3 separate regions of the Homo sapiens genome follow, and regions 1 and 2 are each linked to region 3. Evidence: chromatin loops called from intact Hi-C (ENCODE). Cell type or tissue: heart right ventricle. All regions are shown on one strand.

Region 1 (8,000 bases), 600 kb after region 3:
TGGGAGCTGGCACAAAGACAAGATGGCACGGCAGTGCCTACCTGGGCCAGGCTATGGCCTCTGAAACAGCCACTGTCTCCCTCTTGCTTTCTGGTTTTTCCAGCAGAATCTCACCGTTGGAAGTCGGCTCCTCAGCTTAGGTGGACGTGGACCCCACCCTGGTCCACCCCACACACCTCCTGGACGAGGGAGATGGCCCAGGGGACAGGGATCTCCGGACTGACCTGGGAGCTGGGCTTCCCTCAAGCCCCTCAGGAGGGCCAGGCCTGGAGACAGCAGGACCCCCACGTGAGGACACGGTGCATGGGAACCAGAGAGCCCTGTCCCAGCTGCTCCCAGCAGGCGCGATCCAGAACACTCTCTATGGCCAGAGCTTGGCCAGCACCTGGTTGAGTTAATGCCACCACCAGCGTCCTGACCACAGGCGCCTTCCTCAAACGCCCCTGAGGGGCTCGGAACCAGCACAGGGTGGAGTCCTCGCTCCACTCCACCAGGTCTTGTGTGAAATCCTCAAACTCAGCTCGGTGGCGCAGACCTGCCCGCCGTTCTCTGCCTACACTTGGCAGCCCCTGTTGGCACAGGCATGAGAACATTCTCCACCTGGGGCCCAGGGCTGCGGGGGGTGACCTGACTGAGGAAAACTGGCCCCTAAGAAGCAGCGTTTTAGAAAACCTGACCACAGCCAAGCTGTCTCTGCTCTCGGCCTGGCAGTGTGGGAAACTGCAGGTTTTTCTTGCTGCACCTCAACAAACATCCCCCCATGCCCTGCCCGGCTTCTGCCCACCAGTGGGGGAGCCACAGAAGAGGGGGTTCCTCTGAAAGCTGAACCCCCCCCCCATTAGGGCTGAACTCTGGCCCTGCGTTGAAAAGGTGACTTAGGTGAAATGACGTCATAAGGGTGGGCCCTAATCCAGGTGTCCTTACAGGAGGAGGTGAGGACAGATGCATGGAGGGACGCCCCTGTGAGGACACAGAGAAGGCGGCATCTACCAGCCACAGAGAGGCCCCTGGAGGAGCAAGCCCTGCGGCGCCCTGACCCTGGACTCCCAGCCTGCAGGGCCGTGGGAACAGTGCTGTGTAAGCGTCCAGGCTGTGGTGCTTTGCTGTGGAAGTCCCTGCAAACCGACCCCACTCCACTGCTGCTTTCTGGCTTGAAACAAACAGAAATGTTTGCAAGCTCCCTCTCCAGATCAACAGTCAGGGGCTATTGTGCTGAGTGTGGAGGGCGTCCTGAGGCAGAGCCCCCGAGGGTGGCACCAGCTGCAGGGAGGGGTCCTACCGCAGCCCAGCTGGGGATCTTCTCCAGCATTTACCTCGAGTTGGTGTGGACCGGAGCCTGCTGCCAGGCTGGGTTCCCTCGCGGCCATGTAAGTTGGCCCCTTTCTCCCTCCATCTAGGGAAGACACTACATTTTACCTTTTCTTACCAATGGTGACCCTAGTCCCAGCCTTCTCTAGGAGCCTGACTTTGACCTCACCTCCAGCAGCCCATTCTGCCCTGGAAAGCAAGCCCTCACCCCCACAGAGCTTAAGCCCCTGCCTGCAGAACAGGGGACCTAAATTGAAGCAGGGGACCACACAGGTGACCCCCAGTCAGAGACACCCATGGACCCCAGAGGCTCTCCATCCCCAGGGAAGGTGCCACCAGGCATGCCCTCACCTGGCCCTGGCCCTGGGGAGCTGCAGACAGAGAGACCAAGCTGCCTGGTGGGAGACAAAGCACCCTCCATCAGCCAGGCAAAGTCTCCCCCCATCAGCCCAGAGGGGCAAAGTCCCCCCTCCCCATCAGACCAGAGGGACAAAGTCCCCCCACCCATCAGCCCAGAGGGGCAGGCTGTGACCCTTTCCCAGGTCCTGGGGACAGAGTCTTCTCCCCACCTCCTTCCTGGACCCCCTGTACTGGCTGACCCCTTAGTGCCACCCCCCCAAACACACACACACACACACACACACACACACACACACACACACACACACACTCACCGAGATGCTCTTTTGGCAGAATAAGCCCCAGGTGACCTCAGAACACCTGGACATGGGGCAGAGGGAGGAGAGGCAGCCAGGATTCGCCCCCCAGGCATCAGCTCCAGGGCAGCCCCAAACCAAGGTGGTATCAATGGGATAGCTGTCCCCACCCAAATCTCGTGTGGAAATGAAATCCCCAGTGCTGGAGGTGGGGCCGGCGGGAGGTGCTTGGGTCCTGGGGGCAGAGCCCTCCAGGTTTGGTGCTGTCTTAGCGACAGATCTGGTTGTTTAAAGTGTGTGTGGCAGCTCCCCTTCTCTCTCTTGCTCCTGCTCCCACCACATAAGGCACCTACTTCCCCGTCGTCTTCCACCGTGATTGGAAGCCTTCTGAGGCCTCCCCAGACGCAGATGCCACCGTGCTTCCCACACAGCCTCCAGAACCGTGAGCTTTTCTTGTAAGTTACACAGACATGGGCATTTCTCTACAGCAGTACGAGAACAGCCTAATGCACACGCCTCGCCCAGCAGCGGCTCCTGGGCATTTGCTTCCCCTGGGGCTGGGATGTGCCACCTACATTGAACTTCCTCATTAGAACAGAAGACGAAAACCCCGAAATATCCAAAGAAGGAAGGCAGTCAGCTGCAATCCCAACACCCAGAGACGGCCCGGTGAGCTCTCAGAGCACATGCTTCTGGGTTGCTCTGCCGTGTTCTCAGGTGGACATGACAGGACTGTCCACCCCATCTGTGGTCAGCTGAATGACAGTCCCCACAGATGCCCACGTCTCAGTCCCCGGAACCTTACCTGGCGCATTCGTCAGGGCTCTCTGAGGAAGCAAAACCAGCAGGCTGTGTGTCGGGGGGAAAGGGGATCAGGAAGGCCAATGGAGCCCACCATCTGCCATCTGCAGCCTCGAGACCCCGCAGGAGCCCCTGGTTTCCTTAAAGCTGAAGGCAGAGTGAATTCCTTCTTATCTGGGGAGGGGCACCTCTTTAGTTCTCTGCAAGCCTTCCCCTGGTTGCGTGAGGCCACCCGCATGACAGAGGGCAGCCTTCTTTACCCTGTCTACCTGTTCAAATGTCAATCTCACCCAGAAACAGCCTCACAGACAGACACAGCCAGAGTCACACTGACCAAGTGTCTGGGAACCCCACAGCCCCGTCAAGTTAACCCATAAAAGTAACCATCACGCCTGGCAAAGGGGACTGTGCAGAGGGGGTTAAATTGAGGTTCTTGAGATGAGGAAATTATCCAGGATTATCCAGGTGGGGCCAGTGTGATCACTGGGCTCTCCTAAGAGGGAGGCAGGAGGGTCAGAGCGGGAGGACATGCGGGTGTAGAAGCAGAGATCAGAGAGAGGGACTGGAAGGAGCTGTGCTGCCAGCTTTGAGAACGGAGGAGGAACCACAAGCCAATGAGCATGGGCATCTCTAGAAGTGAAAAGGCAAGGAAGAGATTCTCGCCTCGAGCCCCCAGGAGGAACCCGCCCTGCCACACTTTCATTGTAGGACTCTGACTTCCAGAATTCTACAATAAGGAATGTGTGGTTCTAAGCCTTAAGTTTATTTCAATTTTTATAGCAGCCAAAGGAAAAAACACATCATTCATGTTGTTAGTAGAATAAAATTCCATTTGATGTCTGTGCAATAGTTTCTCGGCTGTTCCTCCAGTTTTGAAGACTTGGTTGTTTCCAGTTCCGGCATCGTAAATAACACTGCGATGGACATCTTTGTTCTCAGAGGCCCCCGGCATTTTCCATTGCTTTTAAGGCAGGTGCCCTATGGGTTTCCAGAAGCCCAGCCCTAGCCCCACCCTGTCCACTGCAGCGGGGGACTGGTGAGGAAGGGGGTTGGGGGCCAGTGCTCATTTGCGACCCTTTCAGGGTGACCTCGTCAGCTTGAAGGACAGCTTGCCTCAGTCCTGGCCTAACGTGGGGATGGGGCTGCGCTCTCATTTCCCCCAGGCCTGAGACAAACTCTCTTTCAGGAGTGGTCCTCGTCCGGCACCAAGGTCCCCGAACCCCTGAGAACTCGCCACTTGCAAGGGCCCTCCTGTCTGGAGAGCACAACCTGCTCACGGCACAGCTGCCACGCACCCCCTTCCTGTCCTGCAACCACCTCCCAGCCTCTGTCCACTCTAGACCCCAGACAGGAGAATGGGCTGCACCCACCATGTTGTGTGGGTCTCGTGAGCAGGAGGCCAGCCCCTCCCCCAGACATGTTTCAATGCTTGTCCAGTGGAGCAGAGACCCCTGTGAGGACAGGTGGAGGGGAAGATCCAGTCAGAAGGAGCTGGTGGAAACTTCTGCAGGAGTAACAGCAGGACCCCTCTGCCCTCTGCGGCCCAACCATGGTTGGAAGCTGGATGGGGGCTGCACTTGGACTCCAGACCACAACCCCTGTGGCCGCAGGCCCTGCCGCCCAAGCACCTCCTGCCCACCTGCCCTGTTTCCTCACGCCCTGGAGAAGCCCTGGGTGGCCGTGCTTTCGAGCACCCCCCAAGCCCAAGCCCGGTATGTGGGCCGTGAGGATGCTCAGTGCAGGCCCAGCTCCAAGGGCACCGGCCAGGGTCCCCACTGCACCCTTCCCACCCCAGGTCCAGGTCTGAGGCCCCTCCCCTGCCCTGCGCAGTGGTCTTCCTGCGGCCTGAGCCCCTCCCCAGCCTCCCCTTGACTCGCACCTGGAGGGGGGCTCCGGCGTGGACAGCCCAGCTGTGCGTGGTGCGTGGCCGCCCTCTGCTGGTGTCCACGAGCAGTGACCGCGGGAGGAGGTGGAGCAGCCACCCGCCCCGCCCCAGTGCACACTCTGGGCCCTCCAGGGCGCCTGCCAAGAGGGGCAGGGCCAGGACTCAGGAGCAGTCGCCGTGAACTCTGGAGGGATCCCCAGTCCCTCCCTCCACAGCCTCGGCCGAGGCATCGCTAGCCTCGTTGCATTGAGGAGAAAACTGAGGCACAGCCGAGAGACAGCCATCTGGAGGTGGAGCTGCTCGGCCCCCACGTGCCCACCTTGAGTGAAAGCACCTCTCTCCAGAGGGGACATCTCACCCTGGACAGAGGGAGCCACATGAGCATCAGTGCCCTCCCCACCCCCTTGCCCAGATGGAGAAACTGAGGCCTGGAGCCCCAGGCCCCATGTCCTGGCCGGCCCCTATCAAGAGCTCATCCTCCCACAGGGCAGTGATCCGGGGGCTGCCTCAGGCAGGGACGCTCTGGAGGGAGGCCCAGAAGGGGGTGTCTGGTGCAGGGGAAGTAGAGGGCTGAGCAGGGCCTCAGCTGGTGGGGCTGGGACCGCCCTTAGACCCCATAAGACCTCTTCCCCAAAGCAGCTCCCAGGTGGGCTGGGGATTTCAGTGGGTCTGTCTGCAAGGGAGGTGAGTGCGAGGACCGGCTGCAGCCGTGCCCGGAACAGGCCGGCCGGCTTCAGGGGTCTCCCTTTTGCGCGTTGCTGGGCCATCCCCTAGAAACTGGTTCCCCCCAGGCCCATCCACCCATGAACCCTTCCCTGGGTGCTGCATCTGAGCACACGCGGCTGCAGGGCTCTGCAGAGTCAGGCGGAACTGCAGGCAAGGCCTGACTCCACCAGTGTCCAGCAGCCACCCCCAAGCTCACAGACTCTTTTTCCCAGCCCACTGTTCCCCAGAAGCCACAGAGGCCTGGCACTGGCCCTGGGACCCTCCTTGGCCCCCTGAGACCTGGCTGTGCTGTTCTCTAGAGCTGAATGCCAAGCCTGGCTCGGAGGTTCTGACTTCTGTGTCCCACCCTGGTGCCGCCCCCAGCCATAGCCCCTTCAAGATGCCAGGGTTCAGCAGGCAGCCGGCAAAACTTGCCAGCCGATGTAGCTGAGCGGCTCCTGGCTCCAGAGACAGGGGCCTGTTGGTCTTGGTGGGAAAAACATCAGGGTCAACTATTTATCTGTCCTGACGGCAACAGCTGGGCCATTTCTGTCCCCTGAACCATCACTCCTGGAACATCCATGCAGCTGGACGCTGGCCAGAACACGGGCAGGACTCAGACCCAAGGCTGTGCTCACCTCCACCCCTCACCAGAGACCTGGCTGCTAAGAATGCGGGGCCACTACCGCACAGTCCTCCTGGTCCAGCACTTTGGCCCCCTGCCTCCAGATCCCCAATGCCCTGGACCCCCCATCTGCTGGCTCTCTGGCCTCCAGCCCCTCAGTCTCTTATCCCCCAAGACACTGACCCTGGCCCCCTGGCCCCCTGGCCCCCTGGTCCCCTGAACCCCTGGCCTCCAGCCCCTCAGCCCGTGGTACCCCAAGACCCTGACCCTGGACCCCCGACCCCTGGACCCCTGGCCCCCTGGCCTGGGACCCACATGCACAGTGGTAGGAGCATGGAGGGCGCTGGGCCAGGCCCACACTGCACACCTAGGACTCCTAGGGCAGCCTCTGTGAGTGACTCTTTGGGCCTCTCCGCTGACTTGGGGTCACTGCCATGGGGAGAAACCGAGGCCCCTGAAGTGAAGGCAGGTCCTGGAGCCAGTGCAGGTCAAGGATCATGAGGGCTGAGCAGTAATTGGGGCTGAGCAGTAATTGGGGCTGAGCGGCAATTCGGCCTGAGCGGTAATTCGGGCTGAGCGGTAATTCGGCCTGAGCGGTAATTCGGGCTGAGCGGTAATTCGGCCTGAGCGGTAATTCGGGCTGAGCGGCAATTCGGGCTGAGCAGTTGCAGATGGTTTTCTCGCTTCACTCACTCACTCTCGTCCTCCTGGGAGGGAGATCTTGATGCCTCCACTTTCAAACATGGAGAATCGGTCACGGGGCAGCAAAGGGACGGGGAAGTAGTGGAGTCAGTCGTGGACGCAGATGCGCTGACTCCAGAGCCCCATAGGCACACGCTTGGGCGCTGCACCCAGGGAAGAGATGTGGTTGGGCGGGGCAGGGGAGCTGAGTCCCAAGGTCAGGACATGGCAAGGTCAGACTCAGGAGGAGGGAAAGAGCTGCTCCTTCTGGAACAGAAAGGAAGAGGCCGCATCTATCCTGGGGTTCACAGGGCATCCCCAGAAAAGACAGCTGTGTGGCAGAGCCAGACAAGGGTGCCCACCAGGTGTGCTGGTGTGTATGACGGCAGGTGTAGGGGTGTGCATGCAGGTGTGTGTGTGCAGACGTATGTGTGTGTGCATGTGTGTGCCAGCAGGTGTGGCTGTTCATGTGTGTTCATATAGGTGTGTGTGTGTGTGCAGGTGCGTGGGGGTGTGCATGTGTGTGCATACAGGTGTGTGTGCAGGTGTGTGTGTACATGTGCGTGCAGTGTGGCTGTTCATGTGTGTGCAGGTGTGTGGTGTGTGCATTCATGTGTGTGCACACAGGTGTGTGGGTGTGCAGGCGTGTGTGCAGTTGTGTGGGGGTGTGCATGTGGGTGCATACAGGTGTGTGTGCAGGTGTGTTGGGTGTTCATGTGCATGCAGGTGGGTTTGTGCAGGTAAGTGTGTGCACCTGTGTGGGGTGTGCAAATGTGTGCATACAAGTGTGTGTAGCTTCCAGGTGTGTGCATACAGGGTGTGCAGATGTGTGTGGGTGTGCATGTGTCCATGCAGGTGTGTGTGCGCCAGTGTGATGTGTGCATGTAGGTGTGTGTGTTCAGGTGTGTGTAGGGAGAGGGGCTGCAATGATTGGATCACTGAACATAGGCACTGGTCACATGACCCTGCACAAATTCTTGGACTTCTCTGTGCCTCCGTCTCCTCCATTTTAAAATGAGAATAGGGCAGACCGAGGTCTTGTAGGCGTGAAGCTTTTCAATTTGGGAGCCCACTTTAAGAGAAAGGATATAAAATTACGCACAGTGCCTGGAAGAGGCCCATGCAAATGAGGACCCTGAAATTAGCTTTCCAATAAATCTGTCCAAATGGGGAAATACAGCCACCCTTGGAGGGTGCCTTGAGATCAGAGACACGGCAGGATAGGACTGTGGGAGCACCTGCCTAGGAATGGCGCTGTCCAGGTGTCAGGTTTCACTAATGGCCTGGGGTACACACATGCGCACACATGCGCACTCACATGGATGGCATGCACCTGAGG
Region 2 (8,000 bases), 550 kb after region 3:
CGAGCCTCCCGCCTTGGCTTAGGCCTTGGCCACCAGGAACTCAGGGACCCAGCTGTCCCCTGAGCTAGGCGCCCACGTCCCCAGCTGAGCCACATCTTGTCCCTGAGTCCAGGCTGCCTCCTGGAGACCCTGTGCCCCAGCCAGCCCACGCCTGGGTGCCCCTGGGCCCACCAAGGAGTGGCCCCGGCTGCACCGGGGGGCCTGACTCACAGCACTCCCCTGCACACTCGTGAGGGTCCCTGCTGCGGCCCAGAATCCAGCTCAAGGTCAGAAGCGGCCCCCGGTCTGCCCCTCGGGGACCTGCATGCAGGGGCCACATTGTAGTGTCAGGATCAGGCCCACCAGGTCCAGCAGGACCCATAAATCACACGTGTGCCCAGTGCCCGCTCGGTCACTGTAACTACACGGTGGCTCGGGCGGCCCCATTTTTCTATTGGCTGTGACAGCTCAGATAAATCTGTCCAAGCCAAGCCACTATGGGCAGCAGGGCATAGCGAGGACGGGGCAGCCAATCCAGGTGTGTGCTGTCTGGAAGCCCCATGACCGGGGGACGGTGGGGAGGCCGTGACCTTGTGGTCACCCTCGCTGAAGAGGCCCAGGGGCTGCCAGAGGTGGGAAGTGAGGCGGCTTCCTCCCTGTCCCCTTGGGGGCTGAAGGACCCGGCCGTGGCACAGAAACGCTGCTGCCCTTCCAGCCTCGGTGGCCATGCTTGTGTGCGAGGGGCCAGAGGGACTTGGGGCCCCTGACAGTGGCACCCAACCCCTGGGATCCTGCCCAGCACCGCCCTGTGCTTCCCAGCCTTGCACCCGCCCCTTCTGGCTGTGTGGCCCTGGGCCAGCCCCTCACCCTCTTTAGACCTCCCTTTTCTCACCTGCAGACTGGGGACACGGCTCCCACTCCAGTGCAGTCAGGACCAAGCCGGGGGCTGCTGAGAGCTGTCGCACACACAGGAGACTTTGGCTGTCCTTATGAGCACCCTGCCATGCCAGGGGACCAGTCATGAGCTCAGTAAATCCCTCTACAGGGGCACTGACATGACAGAAACCAGCCCCAGGACGGCTGCCCCGAAAGGACCTCACCCCGCCTCCCCACTCTGCGTGCCTCCGCTCCACTACCAGGGTCCTCTCTGTCCGCTCGGCCCACCTCCTTTCCTGGACAGCCCACCCCTCACTGGTCTCCTGAGACCCATCCGTTGGCCACCCCTGGCCCACCCCCACAACAGCCAGCAGCCAGGGCCAGCCTGCCCTGCCCAGAGAAGGTGGGTGACGCAGATGGGCCCGGCTGCCAGGAGCTGTCCCCAGACATTAGATGACCAGTGCTGGCTCTGTCTGTGTCTCTGAGACTCCCCCAAGCTCAGGTCTCTGCACCCCACCAAGGGTTGTTGAGTGACGAGGGCAAAGATGGTGGCAGCCAACCCTCCTGGGGAGCCACACACCCTGTTCCCTGCCAGCCCTGGAGGTGGGAGCTCTCCGTGAACCCCATTCCTGCCCAGGCAGTGCCCAGCCCAGAGGTCTCGAGGCCCAGTGGGTCTACATGGTCACGTGCCTCCCTCTGTCTCACGACAGGCCACAGAACCTGCAATGAGGCCTGGGGATTTGCAGATTCCCGTGGAATTGCGGCAGAGCCGGCCCCAGGCCCAGTTCCCAGCTAGCTCAGCAGGCACCCACCACCCATCCTCCTGAGCTCTGTTCACGCCGCGTAACCTGTGGTTCTGTCCTCAGAACCTGGCCCCTGGCTTTGCCTGGTCACCATCAGCATGGCACCTCCTTCACCCGTGTCCCGGGATGCTATCCTCTCATGTCCACTCCGCCTCTGTCCTCCTGACGGTCCCCAACGCCGCCTGCTCCAGGCCACTCCGCCTCTGTCCTCCTGACGGTCCCCAACGCCGCCTGCCCCAGGTCACTCTGCCTCTGTGCCTGGGCCTGGTCAGCCTGACCATCTTCTCAACACCATCTCTGGTACCAGCTCGGGAAACCCCTGGGGTCACACCAGCCCCCAGCTTCTCGGAGGATGGAGGAAGGGGCTCCACGGCTGAGGAACGGGTACTGCTCACACCGGACAGGGTGCGTCTGCGGTGTGTCCAGGTGGAGGAACGCCAGGAGGACTCTGGTCAGCTTACCAAAGGCATGTCCACAGAGCGGAAGGGAGTCACTTACCAAAAATACTGCAGGAATAGGGCAGCATTGACTGAACCCCACTCCAAGGAGGCTCCCGACTCAAAGCACAGAACAGTTCAAACGCCCATGCGGGTGGGGACTGGTCACCTTCCACGCTCCCGGAGCTCCTCCTGTTCCCAGCAGGCCAGGAACCAGGCACAGAGTGGGCAGCAGAGGCTCGTGCCAGCCGGTGGAGCGGCGCCCGGCCCACAGCTGTAGAAATGTGTCTACAACCCCGGGAAGGGCCCCAGGCCCCTGGACCAAGTGCTGGTCACCGACAGGCCCATCCGCACAACCCACACACGAGGCCGTGGCCAGAGACAAAGCATGTGGCCCACTTCAGCCCAGCACCCCTGGGACGGCCCCTCCACTGAGTCACCACGTGGCAGGGTCATGTGAGGCACCTTTGAAACCCCGGAACCCTCCTTGAAAGACGAGCCCAGGGGTGGCTGACGGAGTTAAAGGTCCTGAACTGGGAACCCAGCTCTGTTCAAAAGCCAAGGTCAAGGGAGAGAGGACTCTGAGGAGAGGGATGCCAAGGAGCCCCTGAGCACAGCCAGGTCCATGCCTTCTCCTGTGGCTTTGGGGACCCCTGCCCTGGGACCAGCAACCGTGGCCTGGTCAGCCCCTGCAGTTCTCCCCTCCCACTCTGATGGGGAGCCTCCGTTTCAGGGCCGGTGAGCAGCCAGGCCAGTGAGCCTTAAGCCCTTCCTCCAGCAAGGAAAGTGTCGCCTCTCCACTGGCAGCAGCTGGCACAGGGTGGATGGGACAGGCGGTGGGCACCTGGTTCCCTCCCTCATCCCCTGGGAGTGACATGCCAGCGGCCCGGGCCCCCAACCCTTCCATCAGCCAAGAGACAGAGGCCGCATCCCTTCCATCTGCGCCGGATCCCCGTCCACTCTCGACACCCACCCCCCATCCTTGATAGATAATGGTTTAATAAGTGATCTGTTTTTTATTTAAAGGGTCGGCAGTAAAACCCAGATCGCATTTCTCACTCGGTGGGTTAAAAAACCGCTTACGCTCATTTCTGCAATGTAAAGCGACACTATATCAAATCAAACATTTCCAGATGTGGCCAGCTTGCGCGGAGGTGCGGGCGGCCGCCGGCAGGCCAGCGAGCGGGAAAGGCAGGCCAGGCGCTGGAAAGCAGGCCAGAGACACCACCTACTGGCCGGCCAGGCGGCACCGGGCCCAACTCCCTCTGCGGATGCAGCAGATTCCTGCGGGGTGCGAGGGTCTGAGGACCCTTCCCATGAGCGGGGCCCGGAGCAGGGCAGGGGCCAGGGCACCCTCGGCTTCCAGGCCAGGCTAGCCACTCAGCCCAGGCCTCTGTGGCCACGTTCTGTCTCCCAGCGGCCACCCCTGCCCACGGCAGCTGGAAGAGTGCCTGGAGAGCCCCGGGGAGAGAGGAGTCCAGCACAGAGCACTGATACAGTGTCCAGGACCCACTGGGAGGCCCAGAAAGCGGGGAAGACCTAAGAGAGGCTGATGGGGCTCCTGAGCTTCCTTGGCCCCTCCTCAGCTGAGCACGCTAACCTGGGGCCCGGCCCCACACCGGGAAACGGGAGTGGGTTTGTGACATCATCCTATGGATGGGACCCCAGGCCTCAAGGAGCCCCTCGTCCTCCAGACCACAGGACCAAGAGCACCCCAGGCCAGGCCACCAGGCGGCTCCATTCAAACAGAAAGAGGAAGCAGGGTCTTGGGTCCTGCAAAAGCCCCCAAAAGCTGCAGCTACGAGACAGATGCCAACCCATAACCCACACGGCTGCACAGAGGTGACAAGCACTGGTGTGAGGGAACCTGCCGGAACACCTTGGGGCGGAGAGTTCTAGAAAGCCCATCCTCCAGGGGCTCCTGGACCCACCCAGGCCGTCTCTAGGGGTGGGGAGCCCTGGAAACACATTCGCTGGCAATCGCCCTAAAACGCATTCCCGGGATTCCCCCCACAGTATGTGGTTTGCCCTTGGAATTAAAACCAAGGCCAACTTTCGATTTAGCGATAGAGTTGTAAACTCTCGAGGTGTATGGAGGCCTGACCGACCCCAGAGAGGAGCCCGGCTCTATCAACAGAGGCTCTTGGAAGCAAATTTGGGATTTGGTCCAAAGCCTGTGGAGTCACCTTTTGTGAGATCTGCCATGCGTCTGTGTGGGTCACGGGTGGGGCTGGGTGACAGGAGCCCCGTGAGCCCCACCCTGCCCCTCCTTCTAGAGGGTCTTCACCCCAGACACAGCACCACAGAGCCCAGCGCCTGCCCCACTTTCTGCGCCATGATGTGGGGCGGAGGGAGGGAAACCGAGGATGGACAGGAGCCAGCTGGCCCGGGAGGTGCCGTCCTGCCTGGGTGGCCCAGCCAGGGACGATCTGGCAGAGCCAGCCGGACGCACCCTCCCCCAGGCTTCCTGCAAGGCCAGCCCTTCCCCTCCACCCTGCAAACAGGAGTGATAGAGAGTCCTCGGGGGTCTCTGAAGTGCCAGAACTCCCCCTTCCCCCTCTCTCTAATGTTGTGTCTGCAGGACGCAGACGTCGGCCAGCTGATGCCTGCAGCCCACTGGCCACTCCAAGCCCAGCTGGCAGAGCTGAAACCATGACGTCACCCAACAGAGAACTAAGTGCCCCGGGCCTCTCTCTGCCCCACCCAGCACCCACATGGCTCACATGCACACCCACAGGGGCCGTGTCCTGTAGACTCTGACCTGGGGGCTGACCATCCTCCCCTAGACCCCTCTGAATTTTGCCCACCAGGGTAGAGAAGGGTCCGCCTGCCTTACGTTGGGGTTTTATATTTCCCAGTGAAAGGAAATTACACCTGAGACGGTAGGAGGGAAATGCTAGACTGCTCTTGAGTGAAATACCGCCTCTTCCAAGAAGTCCTCCTGGCTTAACAGCCCTTCAACCCTGGCCCCTCCTTCCTACTCCAAGATATTCTGGGACAGGACCTGTGTTTTTCCCTTTTATTTTCTTCAGGACCTCACCGCCGTCACTCCCAGCCCTCCCTAGTTCCTGGCACAGACTATGCTTCTGCCAGAGGGTGTGGGGCAAAGGCTGACCAGCAGGTGGGTTGTTCTCCATACAAAAGCACTGGTTGCATTTTTAATAATAGCATTGGGTGAAACGTGCCGCTGCCTCTGTCGCATGAGGAAGGCTTCGTTTAACGAGCATCGGGTGCCCCCTTTCCACACAGACCCCCAATCCTGCATCACCCCAGCTCAGAGCCATGGTTGCCCCCCAACCAAGCCACTCAGGGAGGCCAGGTAATGCTGGGATGGGCCCCTGCCTGCCCTGGCTGGCCGCTCCTGACTCTGAGACTTAAGCAAACCCATGCGCTGAAGCCACCTTGCTGTTCACATTTTGTGTTTTCACCAGGCCTCCTTCTGCCCCACGGCTACCCCTGCCCAACCTTCCGGCACCGCCTCCAGCTAGACTTTCCAGAGGCAGGCTGGACAGACAGCAGTGCCTCCCAACACCTCTGCGTCCTTGTCTGAGACCATAGGATGAGGAGAGAGAACCCATGTCCAGCAGCCACTACAGGATTAAACAGGGAGAGGCAGGTGCGGGGCCACTGCGGGCACCCCAGGGGAGCAATTCCTGTCACCGTCACCATCATCACCATTGTTGCCATCATTGCCATCGTCGTGGTTTTGCCCAGTAGCTGCCCGTGAGCCATCACAGTCTCACCTCTCTCCCCAGTGGCTGCCTGTCCCAGGCCTGGGCGGAGGCTGGGGGGACCTGAGGAGTGGCCGTCTCTGTCTTCCAGGCCCGGACAGCCTCAGAGGGCAAGTGGAAGGGGTCGACTCACCCAGGGGAGAATTCGGAAACCCCCCGGGATCCATCCAGGGACTCAGAGAGGAGGAGGGTCTGGTGGAGCCGCAGGGTCTTCAGGAGGGCTTCCTTGAGGGGGCAGAACTGGAAGAGAGAGCAGAGATTAAACCTACGCCAACAATCGCCCTAGGACAGAGGAACCTTAAAGCATCGCCTCAGGGCACCTCCAGGAGACAGAGAGAGAGAGACTCCAACCCCAGGACAGCAGCACAGCCCTCAGAGGAATCCAGGCCCAGGGAGTTGGGGAGGAGGAAGGGTCTCCTGAGCCGATATCCAGGACAGAGCCACAGCCTGGAAGCCACATTCCTTAGTTTCACTTCATCTTGTAAATAACGCTGCAGTTTAGGGCTCCACATTTTTTAGGCAAAAAGAAAGAAAGAGAAGAAAGAAAGAGAAGAAAAGAAAAGAAAGAAAAAGAAAGAGAGAGAGAGAAAAAAAGAAAGAAAGAAAGAAAGAAAGAGAAAGAAAGAAAGAAAGAAAGAAAGAAAGAAAGAAAGAAAGAAAGAAAGAAAGAAAGAAAGAAAGAAAGAGAAAGAAAGAAAGAAAGAAAGGGAAAAGAAAAATCTGGCCAGGCGCAGTGGCTCACGCCTGTAATCCCAGCACTTTGGGAGGCCAAGGTGGGTGCATCACCTGAGGTCAGGAGTTCAAGACCAGCTTGACCAACATGGTGAAACCCCATCTCTACTAAAAATACAAAAAATTAGCTGGGCGTGGTGGTGCATGCCTGTAATCCCAGGTACTCGTGAGGCCGAGGCAGGAGAATAACTTCAACTCAGAAGGCGATGGTTGCAGTAATCCAAGATTGCACCACTGCACTCCAGCCTGGGTGACAGAGCAAAACTACATCAAAAAAAAAAAAATCCTCAGGTTGGCAGGCTGGGGAGAGCTTGCAGCTGTAATAAATGGAGCTTATACTAATAGGGCATGGGCGGGTAACAGGTGCCTTTTCCTAGGCTCTGAGGAGCACTTGGAAAAGCAGAGGGTCAGCCCCAGTGCCTGGGGGCCAGGGGACACAGGAGCCCTCCTACAGCAAACACTCAGACAGGCCAGGTTTCACACCCTCCACACGCTGTCACCCCTGGCTGAAGGTGGACATTTGGCTCATGCTGCCCCTCCCGCACCCCTGCCAGAGGGATAAGCTGCAATTAAGAAAGTGGGAAGCAGTGGCTGGGCACCCCTCAACTCAGAGAGAGAGAGGCTGGGGACAGTCATGCCCTGGCCTAAGGGAAGCCATGCTGGGGGCCCAGGTCCTGGTCCCTGACTTGGAGCTCAGGGGCAGGGATGAGTCTCGGAGGTGTCTGGGCAGTGCCAGCTTCACCTGAGGCCTCACGGGGAGGACCCACCAGAAAATGCTCTGCCGTAACCCCATTTCTGCCTGGCTCCCCGGTCCTCATCCCCAGAAGGCCCCTGGGACATGCAGAGAAGAAAGGGGGGCTCCTACCCAGCTGCCTAGGCCAGTCCTCCCAGGCCCCTCCAAGCCACACAGAGAAGCCCTGGAGAGTGACCAAACCAAGGGACTCCCTCCGGAAAAGCATGTTCAGGACAGGAGGCTTCTGAGAGGTGCTGCAGAGGCCCAGCCCTGACCAGCCAAGCTGCCCGGCTGGTGCCCAAAGCCCTTGGGGACTTTGTCAGGGATGAGTCACAAAGTGGTAAATTGAGGGCTCTTTCTCATATCAGCTCACCCCCCAGGTCCCTTCACCACCCCTTAGAAGGAATGTTCTAGTAGCCCCTTCCAGCTTTGGAGTGTTTAGTTTAGTGAGAGGAAAATATGAAGAGGCTGTGAGAGGTGGGAAGCGAAGACTGCAAAAGACGAAGTGTGCTCCAAAACTCTTCCCGGCCTGACCTCAGCCTGAGCTTTCCTCTGTGTGGGGAGGAAGTACAGCCAGAGGAGCTGGGCAATCCAAGGCTGCACCATGAGGTGGAAGGATAGCTGGGCCATCCAAGCCTGCACCATGAGGCGGAAGGATAACTGGGCAGTCCAAGGCTGCACCATGAGGCAGAAGGATAGCTTGGCTATC
Region 3 (8,000 bases):
TTGGCAAACCTTGGCACTCTTCGGCCCTCCTATGTGACCCTTGGCCCTCCTTGGCCATCCTTGGTGACCTTTGTCCCTCTTAGGTGACCCTTGGCTGGGAGGCGCATCACCCTGACCTCTGTCTCCATTTTCCCTTGGCCTTCTCCCCTGCGTGATTTTCTCCAAGTGCCCCCTTTTTAAGAGGCCGTCAGTGCCGCTGGATTGGGGCCCACTCTACCCAGTGTGGCCTCTGCTTAATCCCTCCTTAAAGACCTTATCTCCTAAGAGAGTCCCATTCTGAGGTACCGGGGGCTGGGACTTCCACCTGGGAATGCTGAGGGACATGATTCAACTCAGGGGTTCACGGGGCTGCAGGACCAGGACTCCTGACAGAACTGGATCCTTCCTGATGGCGGAGGGCAGGAGCTGGTTCTGCAGGAGGCCCAGGGAACGTTCCCGCCACCCCAGGGACTGGCTGCCTATGTCCACCTTGCCCTGTTCTCATTTTCGTCAGTGACGCAGGGGCTCTCAGGACCAGGCCAGCTGGACCCGGGGACCTTGCCTCAGCAGGACGGGTCTTCCGAGGGCCTGAGTCTGAGTCCGTCTGAGGCCGGCTGTGCCCGTATGTTCTGAGGTGTGGAGAGCCTCCCTCGTCCCCACCCCTAGGGCTGTGAGAAGCAGGGCACTGTGGGCCTTGCCATAGGCGAGGGGGAGGCCCGGCCACATCTCTTTCTCTTAGAGACAGCCTTCTGTCCTGGTGGGTCTCCTGCAGTGCGGCCGGGCTGCACCCTAGCTCGGGGTCCTGGTGGGTCTCCTGCAGCGCGGCCGGGCTGCACCCTAGCTCGGGGTCCTGGTGGGTCTCCTGCAGTGCGGCCGGGCTGCACCCTAGCTCGGGGTCCTGGTGGGTCTCCTGCAGTGCGGCCGGGCTGCACCCTAGCTCGGGGTAGGGGGGCCTTGCTGTCCTCCAGGTGGTTCAGCCTCCGCACACGCTCCTGGTCCTGGGCCCACCCCGGCAAGGATGCCATTGATGAATCCTCACTTGTTCCTCGCCTGGCCTTACTCTGGGAGCTGCAGCTTAGGGGATTGTGCCTGGGGACGGGGCTGTGGGGCGTAGGTAAGGCCTGGCCTGTGGCGCTCATGGGTCTGACACGCAGCTGCAGGGAACACGAACAGCTCCCATGCGGCTGTCTCAGCGTGGCCAGGGCAGAGTTCCTTTCAGGCCATCGTTCCTGGAGCCCACTGGGGAATGCCGGGACAGCCTGGGGGCTGCAGAGTAGGTGGGGTTGCACTGGGGTGGAGGTGAGGCTTTTGGGACCACGGCCCAGAGCCAGCTTCTCCCCCCGCCCCTTCCTCTGAGCCCGCTCTGGGCTCTGATGGATGAAGATGCTGAGGGCCCTACAGGTGAGCTCACCTTCCTAGGAGGGGCACAGATTTGGAACGTGGCTTTGCCAGAGCCAGTGTCCAACTGCCTCCTGTGTTTATTGCTTGGATGCCTCTTTCCCAGGTACCCCCACTCTCCTAGAAGCAATGACAGGAAGACGCAGCCCTGCCCTGGAGGAGGGGATGGGCTCTGAGGGAGCTGGGGTCTCAGGGGGCTTCTTCTTCACCTACTGGAGGTGGTGGGGAGTGAGCTGGGCCCTGTGGGTACAGAGCCTTAGACCGCCCATGGCCAGTGCGGTAAAAGCTTGGGATCTGGCTCTAGGTTCTGGGCCTGAGCAAGACACCCCACTTCTGTGGGCCCCGTTTTCCCTTCTGTAGAATCAGGGGATCACCCCCTCAGGCCTCTTGGAGTTTGGAACACCTTCGGTTCTCTGCCAGCTGGCTGGTGTTAGCTTTCACAAAGGAAGCAGCCCCGCTGGGGTGTCTGAAGGCTCCCCCAGAGTAAGTGAGGCCTACGGAGCCCTGGTATCCCAGGTTGCACAGAGCATGCGCCGACATTCCTGGATCCGAATTCCACCATCGTTCTGCTGCTGTGTGTCTAGACGCACGTGCGCCCATGCGTGTACATGTGTCTCTAGGTGTACGCACACGGCTGTCCGTCACGCATGTGTATGTGCACACACTGTCCATGTGCATGTACTTGCATGTGTGCATATGCGTGTGTGTAGATCTAGGCAGGCATGTTTATGCACGCACATGTTATGTACACGTGTGTGCATGAGTGCACGTGCATGCCCGTATTTGGGGACCTGCACGCAAAGGGCAGAGCACACAGTTCCTGGACTGCCCATGCCCAGACCACAGCCCTGTCCCCAGGCACGTCCTGCCCTGTCCCCAGGCACGATCCCCTAAACTGCAGCTCCCAGAGCAAGGCCAGGTGAGGAACAAGTGAGGATTCATCAATGGCATATGTATACACATGTATACAAACGTGCATCTCTGTGTGCATATGTGCATGTGAATGTGTACATGTACACGGGGCATACCTATGTGTGCATGTGTGTGCGTGCATGTGTACACATGTGTATGTGTGTACATGTGTGTATAAAGGTGCAGCATTTTGGTTTGGAAATCTTTAGTGCCTCAGATTAAATCAAAATGTCCTTGAGTGTCAGCGGCACAGCTGAACTTGTGCCCGGCTCGGTCACCTGGCTAGTGTTTTGCACACACATATGTTAACAGTGAGGTCATAAGCCCAGGGGTGCTTACTCTCATGACTCTCCAGGTGGAGGAACTGAGGCAGACAGCGCAGCTTCCCCAGGTTCCCAGAGCCCAGGGGCCTCACCCTCTGTGGTGAGGCCCCCACTGCGCCTATCTGGATGTGTTAGGGGCTGGTGCTGGGGTGGAGGTGCATGTCCTCTGAGGGTGGCCACGCAGGGCTGTTGGCCGGGTCCAGACTTTCCCCAGCCCGCGATAGTTTTCTTACCGTTTCTCTGTTCGCGTTGATGCTTGGTTCATCTCACTATTGGCAATAAAGTTTCTGATTTCCGAGAAATAAGAGTCTTCTTTCTCGTCTAAAAGTGCGTGGTTGTCCGACTCTGAGGTGGGAGAGGACGCGCTGGTCCCCAGGTGGTTCGTGAGGACCCCGGGGTGCTGGCTCACTGCGGAGGGGCGGGAGCATCAGGGGGCGGCCTCTCGCTGGACCCCTCCCTCCGTGGGGCAAACCAACCGCGAACGGGGTACACCTGGGGTGCTGTTAGGGAGGCAGGTTTCTTAGGGACACCGGAGAGCACGAGGTTCTCTTTAATGACCACGGTTTGAGGGGTGCCTGTTGGCTTCCTGAGGGGTAGTCTGTGGCCCTCTTCCCTGCCCGGCGCCCACTCCCCTGCTGTTCCCCCTCCCCCTCTGTGGGGCCTGCCCGTGTGGGTGCTCTGGGGGCTGCCCCACCCCGCGTGGCCCACCTGGTGCGTTCTCGTGCTCGTGCTTCTTGAGGTGCCGGTCCAGGTTGGTCTGCTGCCCGAAGCAGCGGTTGCACAGGTGGCACTTGAAAGGCTTCTCCTTGTTGTGGATGTTCCGGACGTGCCGCTGGAGGTTCGAAGAGATGCTGAAGGAGCGGTCGCAGTACTTACACCTGGAAGGGGCACACGCGCTCCTCAGTGCAGGCCCCGGCTCTGCATGGCAGGCCGGGCCACAGAGGGTGGGGGGAAGGGAGCCCGCGCCCCTGCCCCGTGCCCCGTGCACAGCTTTGCCCCGCCGTGTCCCGGAGGTTGCTGGATCTCCCAGCTGCAGAGCCAAAGGCATCCTGGGGAAGCTGTCCCTAGAAACAGCCCCGGCTTCAAGAAGCAGGGGTTCACGCCTATAATCACAGCACTTTGGGAGGCCAAGGCGGGTGGATCACGAGGTCAGGAGATCGAGACCATCCTGGCTGACATGGTGAAACCCCGTCTCTACTAAAAATACAAAAAAATCAGCCAGTCGTGGTGGTGGGCGCCTGTAGTCCCAGCTACTCTGGAGGCTGAGGCAGGAGAATGGCGTGAACCCGGGAGGCGGAGCTTGCAGTGAGCCAAGATCACGCCACCGCACTCCAGCCTGGGCGACAGAGCGAGACTCCATCTCAAAAAAAAAAAAAAAAAAAAGCAAGCAGGCGTTCACCCTCCTACTGTTCTGTGGCTGGCTGGTGGATCCCCCTGGAGTGTGCCCCGTGTCCCCTGGGCAGGCGGTGCGCCCGACCCTCCGGCGTCTCCTGCCCTCTGTTGTCTGGGTCTCCCTGGCCCCCAGGCCGCGGGGCCGGCAGGTCTGCAGCCGGAGGGCGACATGCTCCTTGCAGCCTCCAGAGGGCGGCCTTGCTCCATGGAAAGACACTCGGCAAGGCCAGTTTCCCAGCCGGAGGGGCTCCACAGACCAGCTCCCAGACCAGCTCCCTGTGACCTTCCTCCTCCACCCCTCGAGGTGGCTGGGGGCCCCTGGGCAGGCCCCACCTCACTTGGAGCCTCAGTTTGCCAGTCCATTCATGGAGGGCTTGGGGGCTGCCCTGGATGTTGCCACTTGTTGGCTGCCTCCTCTATTAAGGACACAAAGACCACACTGGCCCCTTTGGGCACTGCCAGCTCCCGGGCTCGGTTTATCTTTATTCCCCCAGGGTGGGCAGGGCTGCTGCCGGCCTGCACCGTGCACGTGGGGAAGTTGGGATGAGACCCCCTTCCTCCATCTGGCCTCCACGGCATCAGGCAGAGCAGGACTCTAACACCCTGAGTTTATCAGAGCAAGGCCCCTTGCGGCTGGAAAGTCGTCATAATGAGCGATCGAGGAGGGCTGCGTGTGGAGGGTTCCCCTCAGTGTGGGGCCCTTGGGCTGGGAGTGACCTTCACAGCCACACGTGGTGACCCTGCAGGCAGGGAAAGGGAGGGTTGTTCTCTCCCATTTTTAGAGAGCGGGGCTGAGAACTAGGGGGCCTGAGCGACATGTGCATTGAGCAGCAAGAAAATCATGCCTGAAACGAAGAGGGGGAGCTGGGGATGAGCTAAGGAGGAACCCCATGAGCTCTGTAGATGCACGTGCGCTGCCTCTGTGAAGACAGCCTCCTCCCTGGGGGGCATCCGGCGGGGGGCTGGGACTGGCTTACTGAGAGGCACCCGGCTGGGCTGGGCGACGGTGAAGGGAACCCTGACTGCATGGTTTTCAGTTGCACGTGGGTGCTTGGCATGTGCGTGTGTGCCATGCCTGTGTGTGCACACTTGTGTGTGCTCTTGGTCATCAGAACGCCCGCAGCGGTGCTCATCTGATCCCACAGGCACACACGCACTTGAACATTCTGTTTATATGATCATGCGTTTTCATATTTTGAAAACAAAGCAAGCTCCATGATGCCCATGGCACAGCACACAGAAAGTCTACCCACTGCAGCAGGATCCTGGCCGGGGGGGCCTGGTAGCAGCTGGAGACCAGGCCAGGGCCTCTGTGGGAGCCTCTGTGGAGGCACCAGGATGGGGCAGGGTTTGTTCACCCGGAGTGGGTGTGGCTGTTCTAAGCACAGTGGCCTTCGTTCCCACAGAGGACAGGACTCCGAGAGGCCCCACCCCGCCCCGACCGGTGCCGGTGGCCCGCTCCAGAGCAGCATACTGGTCACATGCCCTTGTCACATGGATGGGGACGTGCCTGGTGACACTCGGGAGTCCTGGCCTCCCAGACCGGGAGGGGCTGTGTGGCTCGGCCTTCTCGGCACGGTGCTGCCCTGTACAGGAGGGGCCTGGGCTGGTGTTTGCTATCACAAAAGCCTGGCGAGGGAGTCTGACCTGCCATCAACACACCCGCAGGGGCCTCCCCAAGGCAGGAAGCTTCAGTCCCACACCTTCCGGGTGCTGCTGCCGGGCCCAGGAGCTCAGCATTCCCCACGTGCAGGGGCTGCGGCCGTGAGAAACTGTCCTTGGAATCTCAGAGCCTGCGAGTCTCCCCCAACTCCCCAGGCTGCCTGGTAAAACCTAGCAAGTCTGAAAATGGGTCCCCTAGAGAACGGGAGGCAGTCCTGGGAGAAGGGCACTCCTCTCCCACGCCTGGCCGAGGCATATCCCCATCCCACTTCGTCCCAGCAAACTTCCCTGGTGCTGCCCTAAGGCTTCATCCACTCAATTCCTGAACCTTCCAACCTTTGCCGGAGGCCAGGCTCACTCTGGCCTCTTCAACAGTAGACAGGAAAAGAAGCATTGGTGATCGAAGTCCCTGAGCTCCCCGAAGTGACCCTCAGCCTTCTCTGCTCCTGATCCCAGGGGCCTGGCCTGTGGGCTTCTTCTCTGGGAGCCCCTGCTCCTGCCCGGGTCAGCTGAGCTGCCTCCGGGCACCCGGGTCCCAGCGTCTCCTCCCACAGCCCAGTGACAGGCAGCGCCCTGGCTTGGACTGGCCATCCACAAAGCCTGCCCTGGGCGGCGCTGCAGTTTTGTTTGACTCGGCCTGTGAACTCACACAAGAATAAGGCCGAGGATGGAGCCCTTTCGGCAGCAGGGTTGGAGATGCTTGGGTGCCCCCCTACCCGACGTGTCCCACACAATCTCCCAGAAAGGAGGGATTTTACACCCTCCAATGCATTTTCTCACATCCCCCACCCTGACACATCCTTAGACTGGAATGGTGGTGCCTGGCCCTGGGACCGCCATGCTTTTGAGGCTGACTGACTGCTGAGAAAGGACACACTGGACTCTGCGTCTCCAGCCCGGATGCAAAGCACCTGCCAGTCTGAGCATTCAGGCTCTGCCCAGCCAGAGGCTTCCCACCCAGCTGGGGCCATGTGCCCCTCTGGCATGTTGAGGCAGCCCAATCTGTCTGCCTGCCTGACTGTCTGTCTGCCTGCCAGTCTGCCTGCTTGCCAGTCTGTCTATCTGCCTTCCTGCCTGTCCATCTGCTTGTCTGTCTGCCTGTCTGTCTGCCTGCCTGTCTGTCCATCTGTCTGTCCACCTGCCTGTCTGTCTGCCTTCTTGCCTGTCTGCCCTGCCTGTCTGTCTGCCTGTCTGTCCATCTGTCTGTCTGCCTACCTATCTATCTATCTGCCTTCCTGCCTGTCTGCCCTGCCTGTCTGTCTGCCTGTCTGCCTGCCTGTCTGTCCATCTGTCTGTCCACCTGCCTATCTTCCTTCCTGCTTGTCTGCCCTGCCTGTCTGTCTGCCTGTCTGTCCATCCATCTGTCCATCTACCTGTCTGTCTGCCTTCCTGCCTGTTTGCCTGTCTGTCTGTCTGCCTGTCTGTCCGCCTGCCTGTCTGTCTTCCTGTCTGTCCGCCTGCCTGTCTGTCTGCCTGCCTGTCTGTCTTCCTGTCTGTTTGCCTGCCTATCTTCCTGTCTGTCCGCCTGCCTGTGTGTCTGCCTGTCTGTCTGCATGTGTGCTCAAACACGGCTCATTCAGTTCCTGGTTTCTTTGGAAATGCAGAGACTTTTGCAGAAAGTCCACCTAATGGCTCTTGCATAAACCCTAGCAATTGTGGATCCGAGGTAAGAAATGGGATTGGAAAAGAAGCTTGTTCATAAAACTGGAGAGCAAGTCCCTTGTGTGAAGCTCTGGGGCCGGGGAGAGCCACGAACAGGGCTGTGCGTTCAATTTGGTTGCAGAGAGCCCTGAACGTGGCCCTCTCTTGCTTCTAATCTAAATAAATGGCCCAGACAGAGAAGTCCATTTGAAATTTAGGGGAGCCGTGAGCCCAGGGCTGCGAGGGAGCAGAGTTCTCCGAGCAGCTGGGGTCTGCGTTGTAAATAAGCTGACAAGCGGCCAGTGAAATTGATGGTCTCACTGCGTAAAATAACACGCCCGTGAGCTCCAAAAGGAAGGAGAACGTGCAGGGTAGCCTGGCCCTGGTGCAATGCGGAGGGCCTTGAGAGGACCTTGCTGTGACCGTGCCTGCTGCACTCCCAGAGAAGCCATTGGCAGGGGAACAACAGAGTATGGGCAGGTCAGGGGGGGTGGCCAGGGCCCCCGAGCCCCTGAGCACTGGGCAGCGGCATCCTTCCTAGGATCCAGTGAGGTCTCCTGCAGCCACTACAGGGGGATCTGCTTTTGGTGACTGTAAAAGTGAGGGAAGAGGAAGAAAGAAGAGATTTTGAAACCCAGCCGTAAAAATACAACTAAAAAAGAAAGGACATGCACGGGCCGCGTGCAGCCCCCG

What was found. A loop is a pair of places that touch in the nucleus more often than their neighbours do. Peaks named below come from ENCODE experiments on the same cell type or tissue, not always from the same donor. Only the 100,000 strongest peaks of a DNase experiment are listed, where the experiment ranks them.
Region 1: a loop joins it to region 3, with 23 times the contacts of the local background. A loop is called at or near these places in 53 of 110 quality-filtered maps.
Region 2: it touches region 3 in a loop (16-fold over the local background); 36 of 110 quality-filtered maps call a loop at or near these places.

What each region holds. Positions count from the first base shown.
Region 1 is chr1:2,818,870-2,826,869 of GRCh38, reverse strand. No RefSeq gene overlaps it. Among named protein-coding and RNA genes, the nearest start is that of TTC34, 21 kb to the right of the region's middle. In heart right ventricle, a CTCF peak has its summit at 4,696 (motif pointing left); a DNase peak (open chromatin) is centred at 4,709; H3K27me3 peaks cover 4,139 bases.
Region 2 is chr1:2,871,437-2,879,436 of GRCh38, reverse strand. No RefSeq gene overlaps it. Among named protein-coding and RNA genes, the nearest start is that of TTC34, 74 kb to the right of the region's middle. In heart right ventricle, a CTCF peak has its summit at 3,331 (motif pointing left); a DNase peak (open chromatin) is centred at 3,321; H3K27me3 peaks cover 4,530 bases.
Region 3 is chr1:3,421,071-3,429,070 of GRCh38, reverse strand. PRDM16 (PR/SET domain 16) reads right to left here. Exons shown (of 17, transcript NM_022114.4): 13 at 3,321-3,490; 14 at 2,846-3,020. Among named protein-coding and RNA genes, the nearest start is that of ARHGEF16, 30 kb to the left of the region's middle. RefSeq lists an enhancer at 7,907-8,000. In heart right ventricle, a CTCF peak has its summit at 4,195 (motif pointing right); DNase peaks (open chromatin) are centred at 4,200 and 5,410; H3K27ac peaks cover 3,117 bases.